2 separate regions of the Homo sapiens genome follow, and region 2 is linked to region 1. Evidence: chromatin contacts called from ENCODE Hi-C or POLR2A ChIA-PET data. All regions are on one chromosome and are shown on one strand. Each heading gives the region's core, a stretch centred on a gene start or an enhancer-like site at or near the end of the contact. The rest is flanking DNA. Distances are from core to core; before and after follow the strand shown. Region 1 holds the start of YPEL2 (yippee like 2). Region 2 holds the start of RPS6KB1 (ribosomal protein S6 kinase B1).

What was found. A loop is a pair of places that touch in the nucleus more often than their neighbours do. ChIA-PET counts read pairs that join two places held with the same protein, here RNA polymerase II (POLR2A). Pooled maps may share reads with other maps.
Region 2: a map with no recorded cell type shows a loop between it and region 1 (5-fold over the local background). The contact joins the promoter of RPS6KB1 here to the promoter of YPEL2 in region 1. A Hi-C loop is called at or near these places in 1 of 37 single-sample maps with no recorded cell type and 6 of 50 pooled maps. POLR2A ChIA-PET finds 5 or more read pairs at or near these places in 1 of 52 experiments (HEK293).

What each region holds. Positions count from the first base shown.
Region 1 is chr17:59,329,300-59,335,500 of GRCh38, forward strand. YPEL2 (yippee like 2) reads left to right here and starts at 2,356. Exons shown (of 5, transcript NM_001005404.4): 1 at 2,356-2,525. RefSeq lists a silencer at 2,122-2,641 and an enhancer at 2,852-3,413.
Region 2 is chr17:59,889,100-59,895,300 of GRCh38, forward strand. RPS6KB1 (ribosomal protein S6 kinase B1) reads left to right here and starts at 4,022. Exons shown (of 15, transcript NM_003161.4): 1 at 4,022-4,226. The coding sequence starts at 4,086. It overlaps TUBD1 (tubulin delta 1), which reads right to left and starts at 3,844. Exons shown (of 9, transcript NM_016261.4): 1 at 3,598-3,844; 2 at 1,732-1,942. The coding sequence starts at 1,903. RefSeq lists an enhancer at 3,770-4,049 and a silencer at 4,240-4,439.

The DNA of each region.
Region 1 (6,201 bases), core at 1,106-3,605:
CCTTGGCTGACTCTGAACAGATCTGTTTATTTCTCTCTCTCTCTCCATCTCTTTTTGCTTTCCAGGATAAACATCTGTCTCATTTCACCAACTCTCCATTGGCCTCAGCGTCTCTCCTCTCAGTAGATTCTTCAGAATACTATCATCCAAGTCAAGCAGGGAATTCTGCTCATAGTAGGCACTGAGAAAATGTATTGAGGGACAATTCAAGTGCCCCCTCTGGGTTCAGAGAAGTTGCATCTATTACTTTGTTTCACTTACTTCATTGTTTCACCTCTCCCTTCTCCTTTACCAGCTCAAAATGCTTGGCTCTTTTTGACTGGGAGGAGGCATGATCAGGCTTAACACTTTTTTTGTTATTGGCCGGCTGGCTGGTTTTATTGTCTCCTGACCCTAAGGTCTGGGGCCTCTTCCAGTCCCCTGCATACACACAGCAGGCCTGAAGGGGTCCTCAGAGCTCCCTCTGAAACCACTGTATCAGGCTAGTCTTCTTTAGCTAACGTTATCTTTTATTTAAACAGAAACAGTAGCCACCAGTCTTGTTACATAACATACCAATATCCTAGGGTGTTAAACTAATTCAGCATCTACTGTTAGGAAGTGGTGATGTGGCAACACAAATATTCGCTCACACAATATTGCGGAAACGTTGTAACAAACATGACTTTCTGGCCCTACTTAGAATTTCAGAGCTGGAAGGGACTTGAGATCATCCTATTTCAACCCTCCTTGTTTTAAACTGTGGAAACCTAGGCCTGGAGAGACAAAGAAACTTGCTCAAGAAGCAGATCAGGGCGAGACGGCAAGCTCTTACTAATCTAAAGAATCCATCACATCTTAGATTAAGGATTAAATGCTAAACAGTTCTTGTTTGTGATTCCTCTCATCTGAAAGCATTCCCCCCCCCCCCCCGTTTTAGACTCTCCAAACTAGTCAGTTGTGAACCAGGACATAGCCTTTGTTTACACTGAAACTGCAAATCTGAGGCTGATATGTCAGCCCCACAATACTGAGGTATTTGGGGTGTTTTGTTGTTTTTACTAACCTTGGTGACTGGATTCACATGCAATAGATATTAACTGAATACAATTTGGTTGACCAAGCATATTTTAAAAACAGCTGGGTGGAGATGCAGGTGAGCCAGCATTCTGGGTGTACGTGCAAACCAGTGTGTGGAAGGCGGAGAGTCAGCTGCACCTCCTGCAGCACCTCACATCCTGATGGCTGCACAGTAAAACACTAGTTTCCTTGGAGGAAGAGTTCCCAGAGGAACTGCGGAACCCCAGTGTCTTGAGCGAAAGGCAGGACCTGCTTTGTTCACCTTGTCCGTGCCAACATTCTTTATCAAACTGTCCTGTTTTCCTGCTGGGAAACTGCCCCACTCCACCCACCTGGTGCCTCCCTGGTTTCCTGACTGCCACGAGGTTATTTTTTAACCTGCTCTTCCTTGAAAAGCACCACCCCGGTGACCCAGAACGTGGACTCCTCCCCTCTGGTCACTCGGACCATCCCACTCTAATTACCGTCATCTGCCTCTGAAAGTCATGGAAAATTAGCAGCAATGGGGCGGTCTTCAATTCCACTAAGCCCCTTTCGTACTTTTAATTCGCCGAAATTACTAGCAGGGCAGAGAGAAGAGGGGAAATGCCTGGCTTCTGAGCAAGGCATGGGTGGGCTGGGTGCAACTAGCACTATCATTTTCTTTTAATTTTATTATTATTATACTTTAAGTTTTAGGGTACATGTGCACAATGTGCAGGTTTGTTACATATGTATACATGTGCCATGTTGGTGTGCTGCACCCATTAACTCGTCATTTAGCATTAGGTGTATCTCCTAATGCTATCCCTCCCCCCTCCCCCCTATCATTTTAAATTCAATTACCCGGGGCCTGAGGGCCACTTCTGGTAACTTAGGCTATGGCTTAGGGCGAGGTTTAAAACGTAAGAAAGGAATGACTATCTTGAGCCTCCAGGGAGATGCACTGCAAATCCCCCCGCCCCAAAATACAACCCAGGTTCTGGGAATCCCAGCCCTGCCCTGGGGACAAACCCCAAACTCAAATAAACGGCCTCCTCCTAGGCGCTGAGAGCCCACCCAGCTTTGGCACTCTGGGTCCCTGCCCTCCGGCAAGTTGCCGGGACGGGCGGGACCCTAACCAGCCGCTCTCCCCTAGCCCAGGCTGGGCCGGGCCGAGGGGTGGGGGAGTGGGCGGTCGGGGAAGCGGGGGGCGGAGTTCCGTCCTCTGATGATTGGCTCTGCGCGGATGGGCTGCGGCTGCGCCCGGCCAACCCGCGGCGTGTTGCTATGTGCTGAGCCGAGGGGATAGGTGCGGGGGCGCGTCCATCACGGGGTAGCCCCCGGCCCGGACCCGGAGGGATGCGGAGTGGCGGCCGCGGCGGTGGCGGAGACTGTGGCTTTAAGAGCGTGCCGGGAGCCCGAGCCCCAGCCGGGCCGCGCTTCGCCGCTGCGCACCCCAGCGGAGCCAAGCCCCACGCTGGCCGGACAGGGCCGCCTGTCGCCGGGTAAGTGCACCGGAGTGCGGCGCGGGCCGGGCGCGCGTGGGCGTGGGGCGCGCTGTCAGCTCGGGCTCTGGGTCCCCGGCCCCGGCCTCCGGACTCCCCCGGCCGGGCCTGCGCGGGGTTGGGGGTGCGGCGCCCTCGGTTCCGCGTGGGGTCCCCGTGGGCGCCGGGGACGGGGAGCGGCCGCCGGGCCACGTGACCGGTTTGTTTACAAACACTGCCGGGCCCGCGGCCGCTCGCGGAGGGAGCCCAAGGGCGCGGGACCCCCGGCCGGGGCGGGAGACGCGCGCCAGGGGCTGGGCGAGTCTGCGGGGCCAGGTTTGGGGCGGGGGTGCGGAGCTGGAATCGCCGCTTCCTCCTCCGCGTCGTCCCCATGGGTTCGGACTCCATGGGGTCCGGGTGGGGCTGGGGACGCCCTCCGTCCTCTCGTGACGCCGCGTTTCCCTCGGAGAGTCCTGGGGACACTTAGGTCCAGGGGCGCCGCCCTGGGGGCCTTCCACTGTGGGACTGGGCGCCCTCGAAATTTCTCGGAGCGCGTCGTCTGCCCCGACCCGGGTCGAGGTAACCGCAGCCGAGTTCCTCCCTGGCCGCGTCTCGGCGCCTCCCCGGTGTCCTTGCCAAGGGGGTGGGCGCGAGGTCCTGCCCGACGGAACGCGGGAGCCTCTGCCGCGAGCGCCTCCCCGGAGCTGGCGCTTAGGGGCGGCCCCGACCTTTCGCCACTTCCAGTTCACCCTGCTTGGCCGCCGACCTCCTCTGGTGTCTTTCCCGGAGTGGTGGGCTTTTCTCCGGTCTTGGGGGCGTGCGGGGGTGGGGGACACCTGTTCTTCTGGACTTCTTGTCCGGAAGATTGCTACCTCTGCCTTCAGTCTTAGCTGCGAGAGTTTAAAAAGCCAGGTGAGCGAGTGTCTTGTTTTCCTCCGCTTGGAGCGGAGCTGCACCCTCGCCCGCCCCCCAGTCCCGCCGCTGTGAAAGGCCCCAGAGAACTGCTCCGAAGCTTTGCTGGGGTTTTTGCTTTCTGGCCTCCTTGCTGATTTGCTGTCCTTGCAACTTGGGAGGCTCTTGAGTGAGTCCTTGCCTTTGGTGAATCTGAAGGCTAACGAGACAGCTGTCTTTTCCTCCCTGCCCTTCCTTCCTTGTTCTTCCTTGTTCCAAAGCATTGGGCAAGAAGGGTAGCGGTCAGCTTCCCTGTGCCTCACAGAGCATTAAAGATGCAAGAAGTTCAGTAAACCGCCTCACTGGCTCTGGGGTGGGACTTGATTTCACATGGTTATTGCTCCCCCGTGCTTTCCTGCCTCTGGGGGCCACAGGGCCTATGAATGGCTGAGTCTTGCCTCCGGTGAGGAACATTTTCATTCTTCTAAACTGTGTTTTGAGTGGCTGCAAGTTCTTTTCCCCAGAAACAGGCCCAGCCTGGGGAGAGCTGTGCAGACTTCCCCCTTGGCACCATCCCCTGTCCCCAGCTCCATGATAGGATCTCAGGCAGGAGTGCAGTGGGAGCCTCATCCGCTTCCTCAGTTGGGCTTTGCCGCCGCAGGTTAGCATTCAATGACAGCATTTCTTGGATCTGTCTTGATATTTCTGTGCTTGAACCAAAATCAAGAAGCTTAGAGTTAGGGGTGGAAAATGGAAAATAAACACCATGCGCGAGAAAACTGTTTTCCTTCTTCCCTCTAGGAGCATGGTTTTCAGACTTTGAGTGGGACCTGCACTGCATACAGGTCTGTAACTGAAATAAGTTTCAGAGAACAATAATTACCCTTACTCCCTGCAGTGTGCTCTGTTTTAAAGGTTTTTTTTTCTACTTCATTTAAAAAAATCAACTGCTGGTTATGACCCATTAATTTGATTTCCTGACCAAGCAGGTCCTGACCCATAGTTTGAGAAGCATCGCTTTAAGGCAGAGGTCCTCAAACTTAAATGTGTATAAAGATGACCTGGGTAGTGTTTAAAAATAGTTTGTCAGGCTACTCCGCAGATGTTTATTTTCAGTGGGCCACAGGAATCTGCATTTTTACCAGGGGACCTATGAGATTGTGATGCAGGTGCTTGATAAGAGCCCCTGATCTAGTGGGAACTGGAGGCAGTGAACAATGAAAGGTATTAACTTGGCTCTGAAGTGCAGTCAGGTATGTGACCCCATACTCTGCAATCCCAAAATCACTCAGCTGCCAATCACACTAGCTTAGGCTTTGAAAAGTCTAAGGGCACAGTATTGTTTGTTCTCAACTGCCATGAAGCAGTTGGCTTTAAGAGACTGGTATCCCTCCCTCTCCACTCCAGCCTGTTTGAGGGCTGCTGCACAGTGTTGTGTACCAGGAGATGTTTCTAGGTGTGTGGGGGTTGGAGATGTGAGTAGTGCCGATGAGTTGCGTGAGTTGCTGTGCTGTTCATAGATTATGTGAATTCTTCATTGTCGTAATGATTTTCACGGTTTTGAGGCAGCCACACAGTCATTGTGCCTGGGAGATTCACAATTGGCCAGCTGAAGAAGAGGTTGATTTTGTTTAGTATCCGTGTATTCCAGACTGCATAGCCTCGGGGGAAGGCAGGCAGGTGACTCTTTTTATTTGGGGGGGGGTGAGGAGTCAGGAGTTTGTCTACCATCAGGTCTTAATAAGAGGCACAAGTTCCCATACCTCCTGGGCTACCCCAGTCCTGGTTACTTCCCATTGTGATGGCCCAGTCCCTGTGTGCAGGCGAATCTTGTTAGGCATCCAGTTTCTGATGCTGTTATCTGCCTTCAGGCACAAACACACACACACACACACACACACACACACACACACGCCTGATGCAGCCACAGGTTAGATTTTTCCCTCTTAGTTATTGTGTCCAGACATATTGGTAGGATACATTTATTTGAATTAATGAAAGCTGCGATTTAGCTTCAAAAAGGACTCTATCCAAATTCAACTTCCACTGTAGCCCTTCTTGCTAAAGGTGTGCCTTATGGGAGCATCAAGCGTGGGATTTTAAAAATTAACTTTAATAATGTTCAGTTTGGCCAAGCAACTCACATTCAGAATGTTTAGTTTTGAGCATATGGAGAAAAGAAAGCAACAAAAGGATGGCAAGGGATAAGATGTCCCAGGATTGGAAAAGCCAGAAGGAAGAGATGTTGAAGTGAGATTCAGATGGAGGATGTGATCAATTCCCATTGTAAATTACCTTGGCATTTCCTTAGGGTTTGTCAGGCAAACCACTAGGTGCTCTGACAACTGCATTCCCCTGAGCATAAAAAGGTATAAAGTTTTGGAAAAGGAAGAAGCATCATTTTCAACTTGAGCCTGTAATGATGGAAAGCCAGCCAGGGCCTGCAGGCTAAAGATATTTTTTAGAGTTGTTAGTTTTCAGTGACATTGTCCTTAACAAAAGGTGATACACTTGAGTCTGTGAAGTATTGTACTGCCTGAGTTTGTTTACCTGGGAGCTGTGGATATAGCACTGGAGAGCTTAAAAGTAAATCAGAATTTGCTATTCTCTTGTCGCCAATTTGCCAATGGCTTCCCATTGCCCTTCAGATATAATCTAATTCCTTTCCTTGTAGGCACCACACGGCTTGTCCTACTCCCCCATCTTCTGCCTCATCTCTTACCAATCCCCAACCTGTCCACTCTGCTTCTTCCTGCTTGAGAAAAGCTCGCCTTTCTGAGGTTTCTGAAACATGCCATACTTAGGT
Region 2 (6,201 bases), core at 2,772-5,271, 560 kb after region 1:
CCCTCCCGGGTTCAAGTGATTCTCCTGCCTCACCCTCCCGAATAACTGGGATTACAGGTATGTGCCACCATGTCCGGCTAATTTTTGTATTTTTAGTCGAGACGGGGTTTTACCCTGTTGGCCAGGCTGGTCTCTAACTCCTGACCTCAAGTGATCTGCCTGCCTTGGCCTCCCAAAGTGCTGGGATTATAGGCGTGAGCCACTGCGCCCTGCTGGAAAGAGTTTTTATACGTTACTGTTATCAAACGCAGTAGAGGAGTAAAGTGAATTAAGAAAAGAAAGAGAGGCTGGGCACAGTGGCTCACGCCTGTAATCCCAGCACTTTGGGAAGCTGAGGTGGGCAGATCATTTGAGGTCAGGAGTTCGAGACCAGCCTGACCAACATGGTAAAACCCCATCTCTACTAAAAATACAAAAAAATTAGTTGGGCGTGGTGGCGCATGCCTGTAGTCCCAGCTACTCATGAGGCTGAGGCAGGAGAATTGCTTCAACCTGGTAGTCGGAGGTTGCAGTGAGCCAAGATCGCACCACTGCACTCCAGTCTGGGTGACAGAGCTAGACTCTGTCTCAAAAAAAAAAAAAAAAAAAGAAAAAGAAAAAGAAAGAGAGCCTGTAATCCCATCACTTTGGGAGGCCAAGGCAGGCGGATCACTTGAGATCAGGCATTCGAGACCAGCCTGGCCAACATGGCAAAACCCTGTCTCTACTAAAAATACAAAAATTAGCCAGACATGGTCGTGGGCACCTGTAATTCCAGCTACTTGGGAGGCTGAGGCAGGAGAATTGCTTGAACACGGGAGGTGGAGGTTACAGTGAGCCAAGATCACATCACTGCACTTCAGCCCGGGTGACAGAGCGAGACTCTCTCAAAAAAAAAAAAAAAAAAAAGAGAGACAGAGAAAAGAAAGAGCCAGGCATGGTGGCATGCACCTGCAGTCCCAGCTACTCAGGAGACCTGTGAATAGCCACCGCACTCCAGCTTGGGCAACATAGTGTAGTAAGAACCTGTCTCTACAAGAAAAAGAAAAAAAGAAAAGAAAAACAGTAGTTGGATCTGGTGATTCGGAGGTCACTGGAAACTTTTCTTAGAGCAGCTTCAATGATGCTATGTGGGGCAGAAGCAGGATCATAGGTGGTTAAGCAGGGTCCTTTTATTTTTTTTGGAGATGGAGTCTCGCTCTGTCACCAGGCTGGAGGGCAGTGGTGCGGTCTCGGCTCACTGCAACCTCTGCCTCCTGGGTTCAAGTGATTCTCCTGCCTCAGCCTCCCGAGTAGCTGGGATTACAGGCACATGCCACCACGCCCAGCTAATTTTTGTATTTTTAGTAGAGATGGGGTTTCACCATGTTGGTCAGGCTGGTCTTGAACTCCTGACCTTGTGATCCACTCGCCTCGGCCTCTCAAAGTGCTGGGATTACAGGCGTGAGCCACCACGCCCAGCCAGCAGGGTCCTCTTTTGAGAATCTTAGATGAAAGGCAAAGAGATAAGAAGAAGAAAGCCAGTCAATAGATGAGTTTTGTTTGGTTGGTTTTAAATTGGTGAGATCTGAGCATGCAGAAGGGAAAATGCCACTGGAAAAGCAAAGATTATTAACATAGAAATGAAAAGCAAAAACAAAGTAATTCCCTAGTGAGATGGGAAGGAATGGGGTTTAAAAACCATGTGGAAGGCCTGGCTTTGAAGGGGTTGGTTAGATCAGAGTAAAGGAGAGGACTGTGGGCCACACCTACCTCCATTCTCCTCCTCACTGAAGAATCTTTCTTTGCAAGATGCTTGATATGCCTCATTCTCTCTCATAGAGCAGAGTCCCTGGGAACTGTGTGAGTCACTAAGCAAAGCATCAAAAACTTCAAAACCAATCTGATTGCCACACTGACCAAGTTGCACTGTTACAATTGACATGCTGAGCCACAAACTAGGTGTATTACCTCTAAAAACAACCTGTAATCGAAAAAAATACGCTTTGAGAACCACTACATTACTAATAAGAACAAATAAAATGCCATGTATGTTAATTATACATCAATAAAAAGTCTTTTTTCCCCCCTGAGACGGAGTCTTGTTCTGTCACCCAGGCTAGAGTGCAGTGGCATGTTCTCGGCTTAATGCAACCTCCGCCTCCCAGGTTCAAGCGATTCTCCTGCCTCAGCCTCCCGAGTAGCTGGGATTACAGGCACGTGCCACCACGCCTGGCTAATTTTTGTATTCTTAGTAGAGATGGGGTTTCACCATGTTGGCCAGGTTGGTCTTGAACTCTTGACCTCGTGATCCACCTCCACCTACCTCAGCCTCCCAAAGTGCTGGGATTACAGGCTTGAGCCACCACGCCCGGCCCAAAAAGTCATTTTAAAATGCCACATACGTATATAATATTGGAGATAGAACAGCTGTGTTGTCTAAGGAGCTAGTCATTCAAGGAAGTTCTCATACTCTCTACATGGTTTTGGGATTTGTGATTTACTGTACCTGAATCCATTCATACACAGCTCAATAGTTTCCAAAATCTGATTTGTAATCACTTTTTTCCTAAACATATGTTTAAAACAAAACATTCTCCTCAGTTGAGGAGTGATAAAAGAAAAAAAGAGGCTGGGTGCGTGGCTCACACCTGTAATCCCAGCATTTTGGGAGGCTGAGTTGGGAGAATCACGTGAGCCTGGCTGTTCCAGACCTGGTCAACATGGCAAAACCCTGTTTGTACAAAAAATACAACCATTAGCTTGGCGTGGTGGTGTGCGCCTGCAGTCCCAGCTACTCGGGAGGCTGAGGTGGGAGGATCCCCTGAGCCTGGGAGGTCCAGGCTGCAGTGAGCCAAGATCTTGCCACCGCACTCCAGCCTGGGTGACAAAGTGACATCCTCCTGTCTCCAGAAAAAAAAAAAATTAAAATTAAAAAAATAAAAACAAGACAAAACAAATGCTGATTGAAGAAATTAGTAGTACCACCCTTCACACCACATGAACATGTAGAACACAGAAGTGTGCTCAACATTGTACATTCAATTAACATTAATTTTCTCTCTTCTAAATAATAGCTTACGCTTTCTCCACTAGTCTAGCCTGGTAACTTTAGTAAGACCTGTAAGAAAGATTTTGTGTTTAGCTCAGGTAGGACAGCAAGAAAGATGCAGCTTGGAGAAAGAAAACCAGATGAAATATTAACCGGGCGCAATGGCTCATGCCTGTAATCCCAGTACTTTGGGAGGCCGAGGCGGGAGGATCACCTGAGCCCAGGGATTCCAGACCAGCCTGGGCAACACAGCGAGACCCTGTCTCCATTTGAAAAAGAAAGAAAGCAAAAGAAACATTAGAGCAGTTCCTCATTATTTTTACCTAGGAAAAGACAAGTTTTGATAAAGACTTCACATCAGGTCTATGCAGCACTGGAAATGAGCCGTGGGTTGTGAGACAGACTCTGTGCTTAAAATGTCAAACCGGCAAAGTAGGTTTATTATTATCCTCATTTTACAGATAAGGAAACTGAGGCTCTGAAAGGTTATTGACTTTTCCAAGGCCACAGAACTAGTAAAGAGCAAAGCCAAAAGGTCCCCCGTTCCCCACGGGCCCCAGGAGTTCTCCACACGTAACCCGACTCACCGCCAGACGCCGACCAGCGCTTCTGTCCGGTTCAAACTTCGGACCAACCTACTCACCATGCGCATGCTCACTTTCAAAACGAAAAACTTACTGAGAACAAATGCGCATGTTCCATAAACGGAGAGTTTTGTTGTGTATATATTTTTTCCTATTCAGAAAGATTAATTACGCATGTTCAATTTCAATTTACGAACTTCAGATATGGTACGCATGCTCACTGTCCACCGAACGCTCCAGCTGACAATGCGCATGCTCTAGTCCTCCAAGCGCGACTTCGGCTGGTGTTTTGCGCATGTTTCTGCCAGCGCCTGGATCCTGCCGATAGTTCTGCGCATGTCCACTGCCCACTGTTTGGCTTCACGGAACCCTGTACGCATGCTCCTACGCTGAACTTTAGGAGCCAGTCTAAGGCCTAGGCGCAGACGCACTGAGCCTAAGCAGCCGGTGATGGCGGCAGCGGCTGTGGTGGCTGCGGCGGGTCCGGGCCCATGAGGCGACGAAGGAGGCGGGACGGCTTTTACCCAGCCCCGGACTTCCGAGACAGGGAAGCTGAGGACATGGCAGGAGTGTTTGACATAGACCTGGACCAGCCAGAGGACGCGGGCTCTGAGGATGAGCTGGAGGAGGGGGTGAGGCCCGGGGTCCCCGGGGGCCCGAGGTGACAGGGCCGGGGCGGCGGCGCGGGCTCAGGAAGCGCGGTGTGTCCTAGAGCGTGGAGACCCAGGGGGGCTCCTGAGGAGCTGAGGGTCGCGCGGCCTGAGACAGGGGAGCGGGCGGGGCGGTCATGGCCCTAGGTGTGAGGCCTCTGCGGGGCTCGCAGGTGCAGGTCGCACCCTTAGCCCCAGGTCAGCGCAGCCCCGAGCGATCTGAAGAGGGAAAGAGAACGGGCGCGTGGTCGATTCCTCGAGCTGTTGGACTTGAGTGTGGCGGGGAGCGGGTGGCGTGAGCGTGTGTTGGGGAGACGGGGGCTGCTCTTGCTGGGTGTCCCGTAAGTGCAGGCGAAGTGTGGAGGGTTTCCCTTCGAGTCTAGAATTTCAAGTATTGAATCTTCAGACCTCCCACAACCACCTCTCTTCTCGGCCTGTCGCTTCTCTCCTAGGAAGCGCTCAGCTGTTAGAAGTGACAGCTGAAAACTTCTGTCGGGAGTAGCACTGCCGCTGCTGTTACAGCCACCAGGAGTTTTATTTCGGGAGCAAGGGGGCTCTGCTGCATCTTCCAATCTTCCAGGGTTTGTTTGTTTGCTTTTTTTTTTTTACCCCCTTCCGTGTGACTTTTTAAAATAAGCATTTATAAGGACACACGGCACTTGTAACCTTTCCCCAAGTTGAAGATGTCTGTATTTTTTTCAGAATAATTAATGTAATTTTGAGGTGGAAAAAAAAACCAAAAACCAGTTGACAGCCTTGATTTAGCTTGCCAGAAATAAGTTGCCTGAACAGAGACTTGTGAATGGTGGTATGAGGGCTTTCCTTGCTGTAATTTAGGGTGCTAAATTTAGAATTGTATTTCCTAATGCATAGCTTGGTTTCACCCTGCTGGCTTAGTGGTTTGTTAATCTTTATGGAATAACTTTTTTTTTCCCTAGATAAATTTATCAAAAAATGACAAATTGCACCTGAAGTTCAAAAATGTTGTCATACTAAATCACTGATCCTGGACCAAATGATCATCAGTTGATAACCTCTTGGTAGTTTAGCATCTAAATTCCAATGTCTAGTTGAATACATGGGTTAATGACGTCAGATGTTTGCTCTAATTACACAGGGGCTTCCTTTCCCTTGCCTCACCCTCAGTTTTTCTCCTCTGGCACCTGCCCTACTGTTGACAAAAGATTGAGATGATGTATATAAAGAATTTTGAACACTTTAAGAAACTAAGTGGCCTAAAATAATACTGTTCTTCTTGTTTGTTTCTTTTGTTTTGTTTTGAGTTGGGTCTCACTCTATCACCCAGACTGGAGTGCAATGGTGCGATCTCAGCTCACTGCAATCTCAGCCTCCTGGGTTTAAGCGATTGTCATGGCTCAGCCTCCCAAGTAGCTAGGATTACAGGCATGCGCCACCACATCTGGCTAATTTTTGTATTTTTAGTAGAGACAGGGTTTCACCATATTGGCCAGGCTGTTCTCGGACTCCTGACCTCAAATGATCCACCAGCCTCGGCCTCCCAAAATGCTGGGATTATAGGCATAAACCACCATACCTGACCAATACTGTTCTTTTCATAATCAAATAAGACTAAATCAAAATCACACGGTTTAGAAAGTGGGTATTGAGTTGTGTGCTTTTTCTTTTCTTTTCTTTTCTTTTCTTTCTTTCTGGTTTTTTTGTTTTGTTTTGTTTTTGAGACAGTCTTGCTCTGTCACCCAGGCTGGAATGCAGTGGCGTGATCTCAGCTCACTGCAACCTCTGCCTCCTGGGTTCAAGCGATTCTCCTGCCTCAGCCTCCTGAGTAGCTGGGACTACAGGCGCGTGCCACCACACCTGGCTAATTTTTTGTATTTTTAGTAGAGATGGAGTTTCACTGTGTTAGCCAGGATGGTCACGATCTCTTGACCTCGTAATCTGCCCGCCTCGGCCTCCCAAAGTGCTAGGATTACAGGTG